2 separate regions of the Mus musculus genome follow, and region 1 is linked to region 2. The links are chromatin loops, found by intact Hi-C in ENCODE. Cell type or tissue: gastrocnemius. All regions are shown on one strand. Each heading gives the region's core, and the rest is flanking DNA. Links, peaks and the distances in the headings are about the cores only.

Region 1 (10,293 bases), core at 808-8,807, 59 kb after region 2:
CTTGCTGATGAAGGGTGGTTGGAATTTAGACTTCATATTATCCTTCTCCTTATAAGTGTGTGTGTGTGTGTGTGTGTGTGTGTGTGTGTGTGTGTGTGTGTACTCGAAAAGGCTAAGGAGGTTTTCAGATTCCCTGCAACTAGAGTTACAGGTAAATGGCCTCAAATTGGCACCAGAAACTAAACTTCAGTTCTTTGCAAGAGCTATGAATGTTCTTAACAGTTCAACCATCTCCCCAGCCTCCTTCTCCTTTATTTATGCGATTCTGGACTTTTCGGTAAGAAAAAAAAATTGCAAAAGGAAGGAAATGCAAGCAAGCAAACAAATGGACAGACTCTCAGGTTCAGGCACTGGAGATGTCCTAGTCAGTAAGTCAATTTTAGATTCTCTAAACTGCACCCGAGTCTCAGCAAGAGTCGGTACATGTGCATCCGCTTGCGGAAAATAGGTCAGAAGCTTGCCAGTGAGTTTTAAAATATAAGTTGAAGAACAAAGAACAATAGTATTGAAGGAGAATAAGTGCGGGAGGGGGGTGTCTGCAGGTATTTATTCTAAAGTTACAAAATTACAATGGTACCAGGCACAGAGAAACAGGGCCAGGAACTGGTTGCTAAAGACTGAGGCCACTTAGTACAAAATCTGATTGCTCACCAGCAGAAGCAGAGCCGGGTTTATTTCAGAGGGCGTGTTAAGAAGCTGGACCCTTTCCTGGAAAATCAGCTCCAGTGGATTAAGAGCTCATTTATGAAAATGAAACCACCACAGAGGCAGTGGCCAAGAGGGGAGATGACATCAAGGTTCCTAAATAAGACACCAGACATACTAGGTATGAGAGAAAATGCTGGTAGAGTCACCTATATTTATTTGTACTTGAAACTTCCGCTATCCTAAAGAGACGTGGAGAAAAGCTATGGGGCAGAGGTGACCATGACTTAGAAGGGTCACCATCAGGCAGAAGCCTCATGCCAGGGGCTTTATAGTGAGGGACATAAAGCCAACACACACAGGAGCCAATATCCATCAGCATCCCTGTGTGTACAGCTGCTCTCCGAGTGTAATTCAATGGAGCCCTCATTTGAATAATAAACTATCTCATGATTATAACTTAAGAAATGTTGAGCAGGGAGATGGTGGTGCACGCCTTTAATCCCAGGACTAAGGAGGCAGAGGCAGGTGGATCTCTGAGTTTGAGGCCAGCCTGGTCTACAGATCGAGTTCCAGGACAGCCAGGGCTATACAGAGAAACCCTGTCTCGAAAAAACCAAAGGGGAAAAAAAAAAAAAAAGAAAGGAAGGAAGGAAGGGAGGGAGGGAGGGAGGGAGGGAGAGGGAGGGGGAGAGAGAGAGAGAGAGAGAGAGAGAGAGAGAGAGAAGAGAAGAGAAGAGAAGAGAAGAGAAGAGAAGAGAAGAGAAGAGAAGAGAAGAGAAGAGAAGAGAAGAGAAGAGAAGAGAAGAGAAAGAAAAGGAAGAAAGGAAAGTTGTTCAACATGGTCTGGAATAAGGGAACTGCAAACCAGAGCTGCAGTGATCTGTCACTACGTGTTTGTCAGACTTTGGAGCACAAGAGCAAGAAGATCTAGCAGGCACTGGTGAGGACAGGACACAGTAAAGGGGCTCCAAGGCTCCACGGCTCCAAGGTGGAATGAGATCTAAAGAACTGAAGCTTGGGTGTTAATTAGGAGCTAAACATTCTATAGAAAAAAAAGAAGAGAAAAAAGAACACACCTTTTGCCTTCCCTATTATTCTTTTGTTTGTTTTCAAGACAGGGTTTCTCTGTGTAACCCTGGCTGTCCTGGAACTCACTCTGTGGACCAGGCTGGCCTCGAACTCAGAAATCCACCTGCCTCTGCCTCCCGGGTGCTGGGATCAAAGGCGTGCGCCGCCACACCCGGCTTCCCTATTATTCTTAAAACAGTGCAAATTTATCTTGTTCTTAGAGCAGTAGTTCTCAACCCCATGGGTCTTGGCCCTTTCGATTGCTGCATATCAGATATTTATGTTATGGTTCATGGTGGTAGTAAAATTATGGTTATAAGTATGAAGTAGCAACAAAAATAATTTTATGGTTGTGGGTCAACACAGCATCGAGGAACCGTATTAAAGGCCCACCGAGTTAGGCAGGCTGAGAACCCCACTCCAGAGGCCTGGCATCTGGGTCTCAAGGGTATGGAGCCACTGTGTCCACAGGTGTGTGTGGAACCAGCCGGACACAAGGACTCCCATCTTGAGTCACACTTACGATGTTCTACAAATAGCCCTGGCTGGTTTTTTTTTTTCTTTCTTTTCTCAGCATAGCATAAATCAATGAGATCATTGGTGTCTTATGTGGGACTTTATAGCCATATTCTGCTTCAGAGACATCCTGACTTCCCAGTTGAGCTTTTCCTTTTTTGACAGCATCTCAATATAGCCCCGAATCCACAATCTTCCTATCTCAATCTCCTGAAAGCTGGGGATTACATTTGTGCCACTGGTATTCAGCTTTGATATTTGTAGCCAGTCTTTGGCTACTTTGTGGGTTCTTTTCTCCACCCGTTCAACCCCCTAACAATAGATAGGAGAGGAAAGGATAGAGAAGAAAGGAAAGAGATCCCTGAATGTAGTCAGGGGCTGAAAAGGGGGCGGTGCTATCATTAGACTACTTCCTGCTGGCCTGGGGCACTGAGTTCCTTGGGGCAAGTTTGAGCTTCATGTTAGGATATCTAATTTCTTGCTCTTTCTTCTTTCTGTAGGCCTGCTTATCAAACCACAATTAACAGCAGACAACAATAGCCAACAAGCAACAGCAGCCAAAACCAACCAACAACCCAACAATAACCCACCTATCAGAGCTCTAGCATTTATATAATACCCTCTGAAAAGTCTCCAGAATTCCAGACACCCATACACTCACAGAAACCATATGCAGCTGGCAAAATCACGCCCCTGCTAGAGCATGAGGCAAATCATAGTCAGCTATGGTGGGCAGTCTGAAGCAGCCCCGTACCTCACACCTAGGATTAAGACAAAAATATATTCTTAAATATTCCTGTGGGTTTTTGGGTTTTTTTTTTTTACTTGGTTTGGTTTTTTTTGTTTTTCGAGACAAAGTTTCTCTGTATAGCCCTGGCTGTCCTGGAACTCACTCTGTAGACCAGGCTGGCCTTGAACTCAGAAATCCACCTGCCTCTGCCTCCCAAGTGTGCCACCACGCCCGGCTATTCCTGTGGTTTTTTTTTTTTTTTTTTAAGAAACCAAAACTCCCAATTTGTCACTATAGATATTATTTTAAGATAAACAAGCAGATTACAGAAAGAATGAGTCTGCTCTGGTTTTATTTTGAGATAGGGTTTCTTAGTTTAACCCCGGCACTCACCAGGCTGGCCTCAAACTCACAGAGATGGCCTGCCTCTGCCTCCCAAGTGATTGAAGGTGTGCGCCATTATCACCCAGCAAGTTTGGCTCTCCGTTCTACTCCACAAATACACTCTTCATTTTGACCCAAAGATTTTGACTCACACTTGGGTTCATTTGGTCTGCTGACATTCAGGCCCATACTTACATACTTCCTGTCCCCCAACGCTTAGCAGCAAACTGCACTTGGTATAACCCTAGATTTGTCTTTCTCTTCTTTTCAGTCTCACAGCACCTTGAGGCTCGTCCTTATGAATTAGGACTTGGTTGTCCTGCATCAGCAAAGCTGTGTGACCTTCTTGGAAACCAGAGAGGGTGTGTCTACTTTCTTGGCTTTTCATTTTCTGTCTAAAGCTGCCTTTGCCCCTTGGCACCTGACTTCATCTAACGTGTTCAAATCTGCAGTGTTAGCTGAGCCCGACCTGCCGTAGCCTTTGGTGATCTCTCCTGCCTCCCTCTTCCAATGAGATGACCCAAGATAGTTCTTCCATCTCAAAGGAAGCTGATGGGCCGCCTCAGTTCCTCTTAGCCATGGAACGTTATGTTTTTACTGGTTCGGAGGATTGGGACGTTGGGTGTCCCTGGGGCCACTGTACTGCCTGTTCTATCTTTTCTTCTGAGAGGACAGCCCTCTCCTTAGAGAGGGCTGCAGAAACTCTCACTTGTCACAGGAGTTTTCCAGGGTTGCCATAACAAAGTGCTCCAACTTGAATTCTTTACACAACAGAAATGTATTCTGTCAGTCTTGAAGCTCGTCTTATTTATTTTAAAGACAAGAAGGGGAGGGCTTCAAGCTGGGTGTGGTGGCACAGGCCTTTTAGTCCCAGCACTCGGGAAGCAGACGTAGGTACATCTCTGAGTTTGAGGCCAGCCTGGTCTGCAGAGCAAGTTCCAGGACAACCAGGACCATACAGAAAAACCCTTTCTCAAAAACCAATCAAACCATTAACAAAAACTACTGTTCAGGAATAAATTTCTAATCTAAGATAAGCAAAGGTGTGCGGTTACACACGAGGAGAAGTGAGAATCACGGGTTTGTTCATAGTTAACCAGGAGAGGAGGGTACTATGTTATGGGTGAAGACAAGATTCTATTTATTGGCTTGGGTGGGCTTTTGATAAATTGTTTGATAATCAGTTCTTAAATTGTACACAAGAAGGTAGGCATCATTTGTTTGAAGACAATATTCATCAATGAATACCTGAGCAGTCTACTCATTACCTAGCTCACATTACTTACTAGTCCACTCATTACTTGGCCCACAGCACACCTTCATTCAGGGTGTATTTTGCTAAGCATTTTTACCCAGATAAGGGAGTCATTTTATGGAAAAATCAAGCTAAGGAGGCCTATCCACTTGCAATGAAGGGTTTTGTATTTAAAGCCAGGCTGGAACAGCGGGAGGTGACTCTTACTTTCAGCTCTCAGACTGATGCCTGGCTCTTCACCAGCAGGATTGATGCTGACGCTTCATAGGCTGTGGTAACCACGTGACTCACCGCCACGTGTCCACGCAGAAAAGTTACCCCTTGTTCAGCGCATCCTCAGTGCAGCCCCAAGGCTGAAGTCGCCAGTACCCACCTCTCTGGGCAGCCCAGTGATGTCCCTCAGCGATGAGACTTCAGCAAAGGTCCCCCAAGAGTGGGCTGCACTGTTGGCAAACCTCCTCAGGAACGGCTCCTCGGTGGTGGTCCCTCAGCAGCAACAACCTCTCAAGAATGGTCCCTGGCGACTGCCCCTTAGCAACAGCTCCTCACAAATGACCCCTAGAAAGTGGTCCAGTAACTAGGTCGCCTCCCAGAAACAGATCCTCGGCGACGGTTCCTCAGCACTGGCCCCCGCAGAATCAGTTCCTTAAGCCGCTAGACCATGGCCTCTTAACGGCCCGACTGCCCCCAGCCACCGTGGGTCTGAGGCTGCGTAGTTTGGGCGCGCAGCTCCATGGCAACGGAAGGCTGCTTTGGGGTAGCGGGCGGGGCTGAGGCTGCGGAGGGAGAGCTTGTGCGCAGGCGTAGTGCAACAGCGGGGGTAAAGTGGGACGAGCATCGCGGAGGGCAGAGTCAAAGCTGACTGTTGCCCAGACGATTCTCCTGGAGACTGGGGCAGGTGCTCGAGAACTTGTCTAAAGCCAGTTGAAACTTGGGTCAACTGCTTACTTAAAAGACCATTTACGCAGAAGTTAGGATCTCCTGCGTCTCTTGGATCTGAATTCTGGCTCTCCCAGGGCTTTGCAGCCTGTGTTGTGCCCTCTAGGTGGTGACATCTGACTCCTCTGGATAACTCACAGGACTCTTTGGATTGTTTTTGGTCGTTTAAGTTGGCGTGGTCACTAGTCCGGGCAGGAGGTGGGCTCAACAGTGGACAGGACATGTTCCCTTTCCTCAGAGTCGCAGGGATGACTGGCAACTCCTGTAGTTTTGTCTTGGAGATGGAGAACCTTCAGCGTTAAGAAGTCCTCAAAATAATACAGAGCCTGTGGAAATGTCAGTGGAGATTGGTGGGGGGTACCTCTGCACTCCCTTCAGATACTTTGCCTGTGAAATACCACTGCAATACTGTATAGGTGTGTGTGTGGCTGGGGATCGAACCCAGGTGTTCTATAAGTTTAGAGCTTTGTGTATGGAAGCCGGATGTCCTAGTAAAGCAATTTGGGAAAGATAGCCAGTTGGTTTGTAACCTTTAGCTGAGGGAGAATGTGAACTGGGCCTCCTACTCTGGGTTGACCCTGGTATATGGCTGAGCAGAGAGGGTTGTGAAGTAACCATATCCAATACTAATATTTGTGGTATGAAGTATAATCCCCACTATAGTAAAATAAGTGAATAAATTGGTCTTCTCTTTCACGTTGCCTCAAATATTTGTTTACAGGGACAAAACTCTGACTAACACATGTAATTTTCTCTGGGGTATACTATACTCCTCTGTTAGGCTGGCCAAGCCTGTCAGGTATACATTAGGTTTGCCTCCCTTCCACTTTTTTTGTTTTGTTTTGTTTTTTGAGACAGGGTTTCTCTGTGCAGCCCTGGCTGTCCTGGAACTCACTCTGTAGACCAGGCTGGCCTCGAACTCAGAAATCCACCTGCCTCTGCCTCCCAAGTGCTGGGATTAAAGGCGTATGCTACCATGCCCGGCTCCCTTCCACTTTTATCTCAATATGCCAGTTGGGAATCAAGAACCAAAGGATTTCTCAGTTCAATTCTTCTTCTTCTTCTTCTTCTTCTTCTTCTTCTTCTTCTTCTTCTTCTTCTTCTTCTTCTTCTTCTTCTTCTTCTTCTTCTCCTCCTCCTCCTCCTCCTCCTCCTCCTCCTCCTCCTTCTTTCCTCCTCCTTTTCTTCTTCTTCTCCTTCTCCTTCTTCTCCTTCTTCTTCATCTTCTTCCTTCTTCGATCTCTCCAGCCCCTCTCAGTTCAATTCTTTTTCCTCTGCTAATCAATCCAAGATGCCTACTAAATTTCTGGTGTACCTAGTTCTATCCCACGACTTTGAACTAGAGGACATGGGCTGACACCATTGGTGCAAGAAATGGTCTGAGAGAGATGACTGCAGGGGATTTGGAAATGGGTTACTCACTGTCTGTTTGGCAACGAGGAGCCCTGCCTAAGCAGCATGTGAATTCCTTGTCTTAAGGAAGCAGCTCATCTGTGAGACTTTTACCAGCAACAAATTGGAGTGGTAATTCCACTCCACCTGTAATTCAGTTGTATTAATACCCTACAGAGGGATCATGAAAAGTTGGAGGTCAGTAGGATGCTAACACTGCTGTGAAATCAGGTGTTGTCTTGGTAGTTGGTAGGAGCCTGATCTCTCACAGCGAAAGCAAAAGACAAGCAAAGCCCGAGTAGGCTATTGAACAGGCTTTACCAAAACTAGGCCACAGTCCTAACCTGTGGACAGTACCTGGGCCTGTGCGGTGGGCACTCACTGACACCCTTGTGTCCTTGAGTGTACGGCTGTCCAGACTCTGAAATGACTTCAGAGCATTCCAAGGTAACTCCTGCCTTACTAGGAAGAGATAGCACCCCAAAATGTTCACGAAGACACAGTAGAGGTTTCTGCCCAGGGGTAACAAGATTCCCTTTGGTGCCTTATTTTAGCTCCTCTCCTGGTTGCCATGAGGCCAATAAGCATCGAAATATTCTCTAGACAACTAATAAATAAAATCCACGGGGCTGCTGACTTGTACTGAACTCCCACACCCCAACCGACCAGATCAAACTGGAGCGATTCACACATCACCACAAAGAGCAGGGTGTTTATTTGACCTGAGAAACTGGGAAAGCAATGTGATAGCCAAGGAGTTTTACAAGTATCAAGGCAAATAAATCAGGAAATGTCACACCAACACAAAATAAACAAACTGTGATGGTTTGTATGTGCCTGGCTCAGGGAGTGTGGCCTTGTTGGAGTAAGTGTGTCTTTTTGGGCGTGGGCTTTAAGACCCTACTCATAGCTTCTAGCTCACTAGCAGCCCTCAGATGAAGATGTAGAACTTTCATCGATGCCTGCACCATGCTTGCCTGGATGCTGCCCTGCTCCCACCTTGATGATGATGGACTGAACCTCTGAACCAGTAAGCCAGCCCCAATTAAATATCCTTTATAAGACTTGCCTTGGTCATGGTGTCTGTTCACGGCAGTAAAACCCTAACTAAGACACAAACAGATAGAAATAAGACATAAATAAAAACTCCTTAAAACAACCAAAGGAAAGGCCCAGTTTTACAGAGTGCACCAAGAGAAACGGAGCCACACTCCAAGGGAGAGACATCCGAAAACACCGAGGAGAACAAGCAAAAGACAGACTGACTGACAGGCTCACCAATAACCTAACGACCTATGCCCTGGGAAGCTGACTGTTGAAAATGAACACAATGTTATGGAATGCAAACCACTGGCAGTAAAGTTGTTTTTGTTTAAAAAATAATAGTTAGGCAAACGGTGTAGCTCAGTTGACAGAGTGCTTGCCTAGCATGCACAAGACCCTCTGTTAAATCACTAACACTGCATAAAACAGGCATGGTGGCACTCACCATTAATCCCAGCACTTGGGAGACAGACAGGAGGATCAGAGTTCTGCATTATGCTTAATTACATAGTGAGTTTAAGGACATCCTGGGCTTCATGAGACCCTGTCTCAAAAAGCATAAATTTAAAAAGTGTGTGTGTGCTGGGCATGGTGGCGCACGCCTTTTATCCCAGCACTTAGGAGGCAAAGGCAGGCAGATTTCTGAGTTTGAGGCCAGCCTGGTCTACAAGTGAGTTCCAGGACAGCCAGGGCTACAGAGAAACCCTGTCTTGAAAAAAAAAGTGTGTGTGTGTGTGTGTGTGTGTGTGTGTGTGTGTGTGTGTGTGTGTGAGTGTGTGTGTGAGTGTGTGTGTGTGCGTGCGTGTGTGTGCGTGCGTGTGTGTGTGTGTGTGCGTGCGTGCGTGTGTGCGTGTGTGTGTGTGTGTGTGTGTGTGCGTGCGCACACTCAGAGGTTATGAGTGTTTTCTCAGAAAACCTAAGTTTGGTTCACACTCAGCACTTACACTGGGCAGCTTACAGCTGCCTGTAACTTTAGCAACAGGTGTGGACACACCCTCTGGTCTCTGAAGGCACCTACATACACATGGCATATGCACACACAGACATACACTCATATGTATAAATAAACATTACAAGTTAAAAAAAAATGAAGGGCTATAGAGATGTCTCAGAGGTTAAGAGCACTTGCTGCTCTACCAGAGGACCACAGTTACGTTCCCAACACCCAAGTCAGTGGCTCAAAACCCTCTGTAATTCCAGCTCCAGGAGATCTGATGCCTTCTTCTGGGCTCCGAAGGAGCCTGAACACTCTCTCTCTCTCTCTCTCACACACACACACACACACACACACACACTTAAAAATAAAATTATTAAGGAAAAATAAATTTATCTTTACATTTATAATTTTTATGTTGTGTGTATGAGTGAGTGTTTTGCCTGTACGTACATACGTGTGCTACATGCATGCCTGGTGCCTTCAGAAGTGAGAAGATGGTATCAGATCGCCTAAAACTGGAGTCACAGATGTCTGTAAGCCACCATGTGGGCCCTGGGAACTGAATCCAGGATTTTTGTAAGAGCAACAAATGCTCCTAAGTGCTGAACCATATCTCTAGCCCCTAAAATAAATTTTAAAAGAAAATGAAGATGGATAGGCAGTGTAACTTGTTGTGCAGCAATCATATATAGCCTGTGTAGGGCCCTAGAGAGCAACCTTCTGTGCTGCAAAACATACAAATAAATACATGAAAAAATAAAGGGAAATTTCTGTTACTTTCCTCCTATCTGGAACAACTTTTAAAAACTGAACAAAACACACAAAGCAGTAACAGTTCTCAGTTATTGGGCATCAGGTCATCTTGGAGATGGTAAGTGGGCGAGGGAGCCTATCTTAATTATTTTCATGTTGCCATAACAAAACACCATGATGTAGGCAACTTATAGAAGAAAGCTTTTAGTTTGTATCTCACAGTTCCAGAGGGCTGGAGTCCATGACCAAAAATGGTGGAGCATGGCAGCAGGCAGTCCAGGGGCTGGAGATGTAGCTGGGAACTAACATCTGACCCACAAGGATGAGTCAGAGAAGAGGAGCTCTGCAGGTAACCTGAGTCGGGAACACCCCTCCTCTAAAAAGGCCACACCTCCTCATCCTTCCCAAACAGCTCCACCCAATGGGAACCGAGCATTCAAATATAGGACCCCATGGGAGCAATTCTCATTCATACCACCACAGAGCCCTCAGACGATGCCAACTTCTACCAAGGAAAGTGTCCAGGCCATGTTTGAGGCAAGAGAGCAGTAATAAAAGAAAATAGATGATGTGGCTTATTTAATAAAGATTAAAGATTCTGGGCCAGTACAGTGTTGCCATGAGCCT
Region 2 (10,293 bases), core at 1,044-9,043:
CATCATCAAGGTGGGAGCAGGGCAGCATCCAGGCAGGCATGGTGCAGGAGGAGCTGAGAGTTCTACATCTTCATCTGAAGACTGCTAGTGGAAGATGGACTTCCAGGTAGCTGGGATAAGGGTCTTAAGCCCACGCCCACAGTGACACACCTACTTAAACAAGGCTACACCCATTCCAACAGGGCCACACCTCCTATTGTTTACTCCGGGGCCCAAGCTATACAAACCATCACAGCCCCCAACCCTGGGGGAAAACAAGCACAGATGACAGCCAGGATGAAGGCATAGGATGACCCTCTCACCACATTAAATACAGAGCTGGCCTCCCACAGTCCATATCCTGACTACACCTGGGAGACAGGCCCGCCATGCTGCGCGCACGCAAACACATAAAAATGTGATAATTTCTCTCTTTAAGTTTTTAAGTTCGGGGCTGAGAGACGACTCAGTGGATAAAGAGTGCCTAGGATCTGCTGCAGGGGCCTCCGATGAAGGCACACAAGCCTTTAGCCTCTGCAATTGGCCTGCTGAGAACAGGGAGCACCTGCGACCCTGGGTGTCCTGGCAGGCAGAGGACTGGGCTGTCGGAGGACACTGAGTGCCACACATGCTTAGAGTCATCAGACAGGCATGGGACAGGTGGGCCAAGGTCATGAGTAATCTTGGCAGCCAGCCAGCTAGGGATGAGAGGAGCCTCTCAGTGCACAGCGTCTGAGATCTGCAAGCATAAACCTCTGAGTGCCTCACTCTCTCCCAAGCAGGCTTTCTGCTTCTGCCTGGATGGGAGCAGGAAGGACCCCCTACTCTGGTGTTGGGGGGCCAGCACCACTGCCTGGTGGTTTGCTACCCTCAGATAAGAGGAGAGCTGGTGCACGTCTGAAAAAAATACAAATGTGTAAGTGGGCGCAGAGTATTTGAGTGTTTCTGTGGCACCTTGCTACTTCCTAGGGAGTTGGCTTTGCTGTTCTGAGCGGATGGGAGGTCAGGTTTCCCAAGAAACCCCAGAATAGCCCCCAACTGCCTGGAGGCAACCTGCCAGTCTCACAGTGCTGGCTTGCCCCAGGTTCACCTGCCAGGCCACAGGCTGTGCCCATGTTTCTGCTCTAAACTGGGGACCTTCAGTCCCATCTGTGCATGGTAGCCAGGATCCTTAAGGCACTTGCTCAGACCTTCTACCTTTATAGAGTGTTTGCCAAGTCTTGGCTGTGGGATTGGCACTGAGTCTGTATGTGGGTCCAGCTAGACAAAAGCAAATGGGAAACTAGCCAGTTGGGCTGGGCCTTTTACAAGAAGTTTCCCAAATAAGTGATCACAGCCTTTAATGAGGGTCCCTGCAGCAGAACCTAGGTGCTTTTAATCTACTGGGCCATCTCCCCAGCCCTGGACTCAAAAAATTATCACATTTATATTTATTTGTTTATTATTTGTGTGTGTGTGTGTGTGTGTGTGTGTGTGTGTGGCAGTGTGTGTGTGTGTGTTCACGTCTGTGGGGACATAGAGTTGGATTATGAGATGGGAACAACAGTCCATGCAAGGATCTGGCATTGGCTGGTCCTTCTCTGTCCCTTTGCCACTGGCCCTTAGCACACTCATCTTCAGGGTGAGTGAATGCCCAAGCTGAGAAGGTTCAGGAAGTGGCCCTTTAGGGAAGGACTGAGCCTATCCTGAAAGAGGACTCGCAGGATTTTCTAACCCTAAAAGGATTTTGGAATCTGTATCCTGGAAACCCTAGGTAGTTGAGCCCAGTTAAGACATGGCTAGCCCGGCGGTCCAGCATGCTCTGCCCCAAGCAGCCTGGAGTCACCTCATTTTCTTCTTTGGTCATCTAGGGCACATGGTAAGGTAGTTTCAGTATCTGATGGAACCTCTGGAGAACCGGCCGGGTGGGTAGGGGAGGGGATTCGGGCAGAGCCTGCAGGCAGAGAATGCACCCAAGGTGTGAGGGCCATTTGGGAGCCTAAGGAGGGGCTTTGAAAGCCTAGGGAAGACTTTCCCTGGCAGCACTTCCCTCCTCCTGGTGTGGGAAAACCACCCCTTGCTGAAGGCTTTCATAGGGACCTGCTTCTGCAAGGGTGTGAAAGGATGGTTGAATGCTTTGGCCCTAGGGTTTGTTACATAGTTTTTTTGTTTTTTTTGTTTGTTTGTTTTTTGTTTTTTTGTTTGTTTTTTAGTCCCTGATGCTACCTCACAAGGCTGGCCTGTGCCCTGGCTCTTGTGTGCCCGACAGCCTTCATCTGGCCCTCACGACTGTGCCACCCTTCCCCTGAGGTATTCTTGCCTCTGTCAGGATTACATCCACTGTGAAGCTTGTTCTTAAACATCTTCTCTCCACTAGGGTCTCCTTTTTAACTGTATGCCCTGAAGGATAGCCAAGTAGAAGGTAGGTTACTTCCTACCCTCTCCTGGACAGGTGGGCAATGAGGAGCTCCTGGAGAAGCCAGGTATCCCTACAGACTGAATGCTTGGCAGCTGAGTAGATTAAGGGATACGGGCGTGTCTTTGAGATGTTCCATAAGGAGAGCCAGGGGAAGGTGAGGAGTGGGGACAGCGAATGAGCCTGCAAGGCATTGACTTCACCAAGAGCGACCTGGCCTATGCGGGATGTGGACGGGGCTGGCAGGGTGTGGGGTGTGGGTACAGTCCAGGTCTGTGGTCACCTGTGCACACGAGTGGGGAGAGATGCAGCTAGAGAAGGAAGGGTGGACCTGGGAGCCCTAACTTGATTCTTGGGACAGTAAGACTCTGCAGACAAAGGGTTCTTTAACTGTGATGGCTTCCTGGGGGATTTACTACGAGAAAACCCAGGATTAGGAGGGTAAACTGAGGGCAGCTCTGACAAGAACAGCAAGGGATAGACTGAGACATCTTCATGGAGGACCTTGGGCCTGGAGGTTGGTGGTGCCTCAATAAATGAGGAGTTCATAAAGGTACCGGAAGGTGGTGGCCGAGCGTGAAGCCTTGGCAGACGTGCACTGATGAATGTGTGTGAGACCCTCGGGAAAATGGAGGCTGACCCAAGGAGACTGACAGGGATGGGGATTGAGTGTGGGTTTCTCTCCGACCCAACCTGGAGGGAAGAGGTGGGCCTGGGTAAGGGAATGTGGGCACACTCTGAAGTTGAAGATCATTTTTCTCTGACCTCTGGCCCTTCCCACTGTCCAGATGTGGGCTCTAAACGCCAGCAGGAAGAGCAGATGGACACCCCCCACCCCAATCCTGTCTGTTTACCCTGGGGTGGCTACCCAAGGCCTGCTGGACACCCTTGGCGGGGGCACTAGAACCCTTTCCGCAAAGACCGAGAACATGTTTACGTAAACTTTATTTTCCCCTCAAAGGGCTGGCATGCCAGTGGGGTTTGAGCTCCCAAGATCCAGGCTCCTCCGGGATGAGGGCCTGCTGGGCCCCGGATGGATGGGAAGGGTGAAGAAGAGGGGCCAATACAGGGGCAGGCTGGCTGGCCAGGCATTGCATAGCAACGAGGCCGCGTCCGCAGCAATGTGCTGGATGGCTGGCCTTCCCAGGGGAAGGATGACACAGGTGGGGCTCCTTGGTCCTAAGTGCCAGGAATCCAGGCAATGGTTTAATGGCTCCAGAAGAGAGAACTCCCACCCTTTTCAAGCGGGCTTGACTAGGGCCGCTGGGCACTGGGGCCTGGCTCCTGGGGCCCTCCAGTGGTCTCTGGCTCCAAGGCCTCAGGCAGAGAGTTGGTTTTCTCAGAGGGAGCTGCCACTTCCTCCCTGGCTTTTATCATCTTCACAACTTCATCGTAGGAGGGTGGCAGCTCAGACGCATAGAGGCTGTAGGTGGGAGGGACCATGGAGTCAGGGTCTGGCTCTCCAAAGTACAGGGGCAGCCGCATGCCCAGTGGGTACTGCACGGAACTGTAGGCTGCAGGGAACAAGAGTGGGTTTATCAAGATGGCTTGGCATTCACCCCACGGTGTCCTCAGCCCCCAAGCCCCCATGCAGGCTAGTGGGTTCCAGACACTCACAGGTCACAGTGCTGTGTGCGGGGCTATCACTGTCCACTGGGATGACTGTCCCGTCACAGGGCTGCCACGCCGCTGGCGTGTGTGACTGGGTGTGCGTCTGCTTCCTGAGGCAGCAGAATCGTACACAGCTGGCTGTGACCCCACACAAAAGCATCAGGAGTATGGCGAGCAGGATGAGCCTGGTAAGGAAGAGCAAGGATCTACCGCGGGACTGGCCTCCTGTTACTGGGCACCTGCACTCGGGGGCCAGTCATGCCTAACTACCCAAAACAGGATAACCGGCAGGTGAAAAGAAAGTAAGAGAAGTCTTTCCATGCCAGACACTTCCTCAGCTGGATTCAGGCCCGAGGAGCCGCCTGCACTGGTCTCTTCCAGCTGGGGCCAGTCCTAGCTTGGCTCTCCAGTGCTGGCCAGGGATGGCCTTGGGTTCACTCCCAGGACACACTGTCCCCAGGCAACTGCACAGTCCTTGTGCCTTCTGCTGAGGATAATCGGGTCTGGTTTCCAAGGCTGCCTAGGGCTCAAGGGCTCTTCAGACAGCGTCGAGGGAGTTGGGGGCAGCAGATGCAGCAGGTGAGGCAGAAGGGATTGTGGAGGTCCTAGCCATGGTCTAACTTCAGAGGAACTGTTGGACCAGAGGGTTGGCATGGTGGATTCCACTTACCCCACATGCCATAGGCTGCTCCAGCGGGCCTGGGGCGGGCACCTGCGGGGACAGCGGCACCTGAAGCAGGTGAGGTATCTGCTAGCTCACTCCACCGCTCCAGCCTTTCCCAGCACGGTCCAAGTTCTGCCTCTCCCCTTGGCCCCCAGCTACTTACTGATCCGAGGGGTCACAGTTGCGGTCCGCGGAACCCAGCGTCACCTGTAGGGACAAGGGTGAGCCTGAGCAGGGCGGGACCGAACTCAGGGCCGCCCCTCTTGCCTTAAACCCGCTGCGAATGAGGCCCAACCCACCTGGGACAGAGGCAGGAGAGGCAGCAGCAGCAGGATCCCCTGTGTGGCTGACGGCCCCGGGGCCATGTTCCTTAGACAGAGCGAAACTCAGTCCAACACCGGCTCAGCTTTATGAGGCCCCGCCCCTGGGCCTTGTCAGCTGAAGGTCCAGGGTCACGCCCACCTTGGTATGCGTCCCTCCTTGCTCTCCGTTTTTTGTTGCTCTTTTTTTTTCTAGTAGAAGTTTGAGAGCACTTGCACGCGCGCTCACACACACACACACACACACACACACACACACACACACCTTTCCCTCTGTGTCATCAAGGATCAAGATCTTTCAGTGGGAGCCCTAAGAGGGAATAGAGCAGTATTCTCTCTGGGCATGGGACATGGGTCTGTCCGTCATATATCTGACTGATGCCTCAGCCAGCCACCTGTATCTCCTATTTTCCCCATCCCCATCCCCAAACCAGGTCTCCTGAAACTTGTGGTCAGGACTGCACTGGGTTGTGGCCTCTCGGGAAAAGTAGAATCCACCCTCACACTTCACAATTGGCTAGGTTAAAAAGGGGTGGGGATCTACACCATTAATATGCTGGGCCTTCCATTTATTTATTTATTTATTACATGTAAGTACACTGTAGCTGCCTTCTGACACTCCAGGAGAGGGAGGGCATCAGATATCATTATGATGGTTGTGAGCCACAGTGTGGTTGCAGGGATTTGAACTCAGGACCTCTGGAAGAACAGTCAGTGCTCTTACCCACTGAGCCATCTCTCCAGCCCGTGCTGGGCCTTCTAGGTCATCATTCAAGGACCTTTGCTATGGATCCTCTGTAGGGATACCTCCGGGGAATGGCCCATTTGGCCCCTGGCTCTGGACTACTAAACCACTGCAGACAGACCACTTTCCAAAAAAAAACATTTGGCTTTAAAGATCGCATTCGTTGACCACTCCTTGCTCAACCTGGAATGCCTGCTTCTTCTCCGGAAGTGGCTGCTGCTTCTCGGGGGAATCTCCTTAATAGTCCTCCCTCCAGGCTAAGAGCTGGGCCGGCTGCTCTGCCCCCCACTACTAGGGGCTATTAGAACACTAGTGATCAAATTGCAGCAGGTGGTCAGCACAACCAGGCTGGCTAAGGGAGGATAGGAGGTGTACCAGCCCTCTGTCCTGCCTTCATTTCTTCACTGTGCACATACCTGCATGTATCTTTGGCTTTTCCCTCAGTGGGTAGGAGTTCTACAGCTGTCCTATGCACTTGAGACCTGTGCCTTGCCTCTCAAAGACCCTCTCTGCCAGGTCAATGAGCTTAGTTCCCATGCTGTTTCTGTCCTTTGCTGTGTCGTGGCTGTGCTTGGTACCGTAGGGCCAGCAATAGGAAGAGTAGATGTCAAAAGTGCAGTGCGAGGCTGGGACCCAAGTCTGGAGTCCAGAAAAGGGAAGGATCTGCTCTTGCAGAGGACCTGGGTTATATTGGTCTGGGATCAGAAGGAAGTGGCCTGCCTAGGGTAGTGCCTTCTCTAGATTTGTCCACTCATCTGGTCTGGAATCATGTCAAGGGTTTGAGAAGTGGTCAGCTACCGTCAGGGAAGCCAAAGGCCTGGGCCTGCTACCTACAAGGTCGATGAGCAGGATTCCTGCAAAATGGCTGGCTCAGTTAAGGGCCATGACAGGGTATAAGGCATCAGGGGCACTAAGGGCTTTCATGAGTACAGTGACCCAGATAGATGTCATCACCCCCATTGCCCTGCCGGGCCCAGGAGGGCTGGGAAGGCTCTCTCAGTAGCTTGTCCCCACTGGGTGGCAAAGTTCGTATGCTGCACAGGCAGGCAAGGCAGGCAGGCAGGCAGGCAGGCTGGATGTGCTCCGAGAGAAAGCTTTCAACAAGCTGTACTTCAGAGGGAAGAGCTCGTGCGGTGATGGAATGGGGTGCAGAAAGCAAAATCCATCCTTTTCGGAGAACTCTGAGCTCAGACTCACGGGCCGGGCCCCGCTTTACACCGGGCTCACACCTTGCTTGGGAGCATCTGGGTTCCCGAGACTTGGGAGGAGTTGAGAGGCTTAAGGGACCTTTCTGGACTTTGGAACCTCTTGTCCCCCTCTTACTCGCCCCTGTACCTTTCCAGGTCTAAACCAGGCTCAACCCTGGCTCTGCAACCCCCAGCTTCCTACGCTGCCTACTGTTACCCTCAGTGATACGGATCTAGAGGGGTCTTCCAGGGTTTGGGGCAGGGTGAACTCCCTATAGTTATCTGGCACGATCCCACCCTCTGGGAGGCTTGTACTGGCCAGAACACTGTTTTATGGGTTGGGTTATGTGAGGGGGGTGGGTATGGGTCAGACTTCTTTCAGGGTCCCCATCCACCTCATTCGGTGCTTAGGCCCCACACTGCAGGCCCACATGTTGGTTCTCAGAGTTTATTGATAGGCCTATGTTGAGATCTCCTGGGATCTCCGAAGTCTGGGGAGGTGCTGGTGGGTTTGGGATCTGTGGGTGGGAGTGGTGCATCTAGGAGCAGGCTGTGTGTGTGTGTTGAGTTGGATGGATTAGTATTTCTTGGTGTGTGTGTGTGTGTGTGTGTGTGTGTGTGTGTGTGTATGTGTGTGTGCGTGCGTGTGGTCTTAGACTGCTCACAGGGCAGAAGGAATTAGCTATGTCTGTAGGGCTGGAAGCTCTGGCTCTGGGACTGTTCACTTGAACCTTTCCAGCAGGGGATGGCCAGGGCCCAGGCCTAGGGGAATGGGTTGCCTTGGCCCACAGCTTGGGAAGGGGTTCAAGAGTGGATAGGAGAGTTCAGGAGGCTCTGCAGTTTCCTGTGTCCTCAAAGCCCAGTGACCACGTGGGCTACAAAGGTGACTTTGTAGGTTTCCTTTACGTCTCCCCGGAGCTGCAGCAGGGTTGACACCATGAGTGGGTGGTCTGGCTGGAAGAAGAAGAATCCTTAGACTTTCCAGACAAATCTGTTCTACTTCAGCTCACAGGTCTGTCATAGCTACCCCTCCCTGCCCGGCCTGGGGTCCCAACACCTACATCAAAGTCAGCAGGTGGTACCCAGGAGATGTTGATGGTCTTAGTCTGGCCACGCTCCACAGAACCCCTGGAGGGCTCAATGGAGAAGCCCTTGTGCTGAAGCCATGATACACCATCCAGGCTGAACTCCACAGTCTGTGAGGCATTGATACTACTGGAGGTTAGAGGGTCAGGGACTCCCAGGAGTAGTAGGACTAAAGGGGTGAGGGGGCCCCGGCTTTACCTATCCCCGAACTCTCACCAGGGGTGGGGAAGTCGCCACCCCACATCTGCTGCAAAAATCCTATATGAGGCCAGTGAGGTACAAGGCCAGGGGAGGCTTCTGGGGTTTAACTCGAGCTAGAGTTGTGCTCACCCTCCTTGGTGATGGCTGTGTGGTCCGGATACAGCCCACTTGTAGCTCTCGGGTGGCAGGGGAGGTTGTTGTGTCTGTGTCCAGCTGGACATAGTTCAAGGTCACCAGGATGGGCTTTAGCTCCTCAGCTTCTGGAGAGGGAGAATCTAGCTGAAAAGTGTCTAGAGGAAGGGTATGGCCTGAGGGTGAGAGGAATTGTTCAGGGTGGCACCACAGAGGTGGAGGGTGAACCTGGAGCCCTGGCACCCTTCAGAGCAGTCCTCTTGGCTCTGGGGTTGATGGTCCGCAATTCTATCTGCCCTTGTCCACTGGGCCTCATTATGCCCACTAGCTGGCGGGCCTTGTCACTAATCTCTAAGGTAAGTTACCCCTGCCCCCCTTTTCTCCGAGCCAGAAATCACACGGTGGGGGCTCACCTTCTTTATGCTCTGTGTCAAAAGCAGTGACTACTGCCAGGGACTCCACAGGCACATCCAGTGGGTCTCCTCCCTCCACAAACATCATGTGCTCTCGGGCAGCACCCTTCAAGAGGATCTGGTGGGAGACTTTCTGGGGGACAAGAAGTATAGCAGCCTGCCCTGAAGCTTGACAATTGAGAACTGAGGCTGCTTGAGGCATGGGTGGGTCCTGGAGAACCAGGGATGCTGTTCTCTAACTGGCAGCCCCCAACATAAAGGGCCAGATAATAGAAGCTGCCAAGAAGGACCAGATGAGGGACTCGTATGGACCCCTCCCAGGCTGGGGTGGGATCTCTGGGGGCCCAGCTCTGAGTTCCACCTTTTCAAAGAGCACCACTTTGAGCAGGTCAGAGAAGAAGAGGCTCTCGTGGTCCGGACTGAAGGTGACAGTAAACTCTTGAGCCTTCCCAGGGAACATGAGGCCCTCAACTGGGACGATACTGAACACACTCTGGCCATTGTAGTTCTGTGTGCCTGTGGGTGGGACAGCAGCTACGGTCAACACTACCATCCTCCTTCACTGAGCTCAGACCCCTCCGATTCCCCCTCTGCCCAGCCTCTCCATAAACTGTCTTGACCCCCTCCACTCCAAACACCACCCTCATTCCCTAGCCCGCATCTCCTCGTGGAGCTGTACCCCTGTGGTTCCTGGCAGTGTGTTAGTTAGCTCACCAACTATTTCTGCCCTCTGCTCATGGGAGGTAATGAACTTTGGCAGCTGCTGGTGGGCCTCAGCCTTCTTTCTGGAGAGGCTCTCCAGACGCACCCAGAACTTGATGGGAAGCGAGGACTCATTCTGAAGCTGTAAGAGCAAGATGTCACCTGATGTCACCTGACCAGCGTGCCGTTGGCTGCCCCAGTGCCGGTGACCAGGCTGCCAGCTGCCGGATCACTGCTCAGGACTAGGTGGCATTGCTAACAGGAACCACAATGAGCAAGATGTCACCTGACCAGCTTACCGTGGGCTGCCCCAGTGCCGGTGACCAGGCTGCCAGCTGCCGGATCACTGCTCAGGACTAGGTGGCATTGCTAACAGGAACCACAACATCAGTGTTTGGGACTCTTGGTATTTGGTCACTCCCCTCACCCTGCTCCTTTCCTAAGGCTGGCTGGCAGCCTGCTTCCCTGCCCAGCTGTGTGGCCAGCTCTGTGCCCGTCAGCTGTTGACTGAACTGTATCCTCATCTGATCTCTTCCCCTTCCTTGATACCCTCTTTGAGAAGCACTAGAAATGACAGCCTCTTGGGAACAGAGCATTTGAGGGAGACAGTCTGTGACTCCAGTGTGATTCCCCAACCAGCTGGGTGCTTCCAAGTGCAGAGTTCATTACCTCCAAAAAACAATCCTTTTCCAGGAAGCTGGGCCAAGACAAAGGGTTAATTCACCTTAAAATTTGTTGAGACAGATTCTCTGGCAAGCACGTAGCCCATGTTGAGGATGTTGCCGTCAATGGAGCACGTAATCATGGACGCCACACCCATGCCAAAGAGGGTGAGACTGAGAGTGCCTCTCTTGGTGA

The links. Hi-C counts contacts between places; a loop is a spot of excess contacts. Peaks named below come from ENCODE experiments on the same cell type or tissue, not always from the same donor. Only the 100,000 strongest peaks of a DNase experiment are listed, where the experiment ranks them.
Region 1: it touches region 2 in a loop (2.4-fold over the local background); 3 of 42 quality-filtered maps call a loop at or near these places.

What each region holds. Positions count from the first base shown.
Region 1 is chr4:155,404,252-155,414,544 of GRCm38, reverse strand. Cfap74 (cilia and flagella associated protein 74) reads right to left here and starts at 5,305. Exons shown (of 39, transcript NM_001368738.1): 1 at 4,975-5,305. All of the region lies in intron 2 of 5830444B04Rik (RIKEN cDNA 5830444B04 gene), which reads left to right. In gastrocnemius, for the core only: a CTCF peak has its summit at 5,621; DNase peaks (open chromatin) are centred at 4,891 and 5,356; H3K4me3 peaks cover 1,226 bases; H3K27ac peaks cover 1,409 bases.
Region 2 is chr4:155,463,866-155,474,158 of GRCm38, reverse strand. Cfap74 (cilia and flagella associated protein 74) reads right to left here. Exons shown (of 39, transcript NM_001368738.1): 33 at 10,160-10,293; 34 at 9,448-9,577; 35 at 9,095-9,249; 36 at 8,734-8,866; 37 at 8,318-8,448; 38 at 7,963-8,097; 39 at 7,336-7,855. The coding sequence ends at 7,754. Tmem52 (transmembrane protein 52) reads right to left here and starts at 5,045. Exons shown (of 5, transcript NM_001253856.1): 1 at 4,949-5,045; 2 at 4,813-4,856; 3 at 4,656-4,697; 4 at 3,992-4,170; 5 at 3,301-3,888. The coding sequence starts at 5,014. The coding sequence ends at 3,629. In gastrocnemius, for the core only: no CTCF peak of the experiment used is centred there; DNase peaks (open chromatin) are centred at 1,096, 4,417 and 4,983; H3K4me3 peaks cover 4,149 bases; H3K27ac peaks cover 7,557 bases.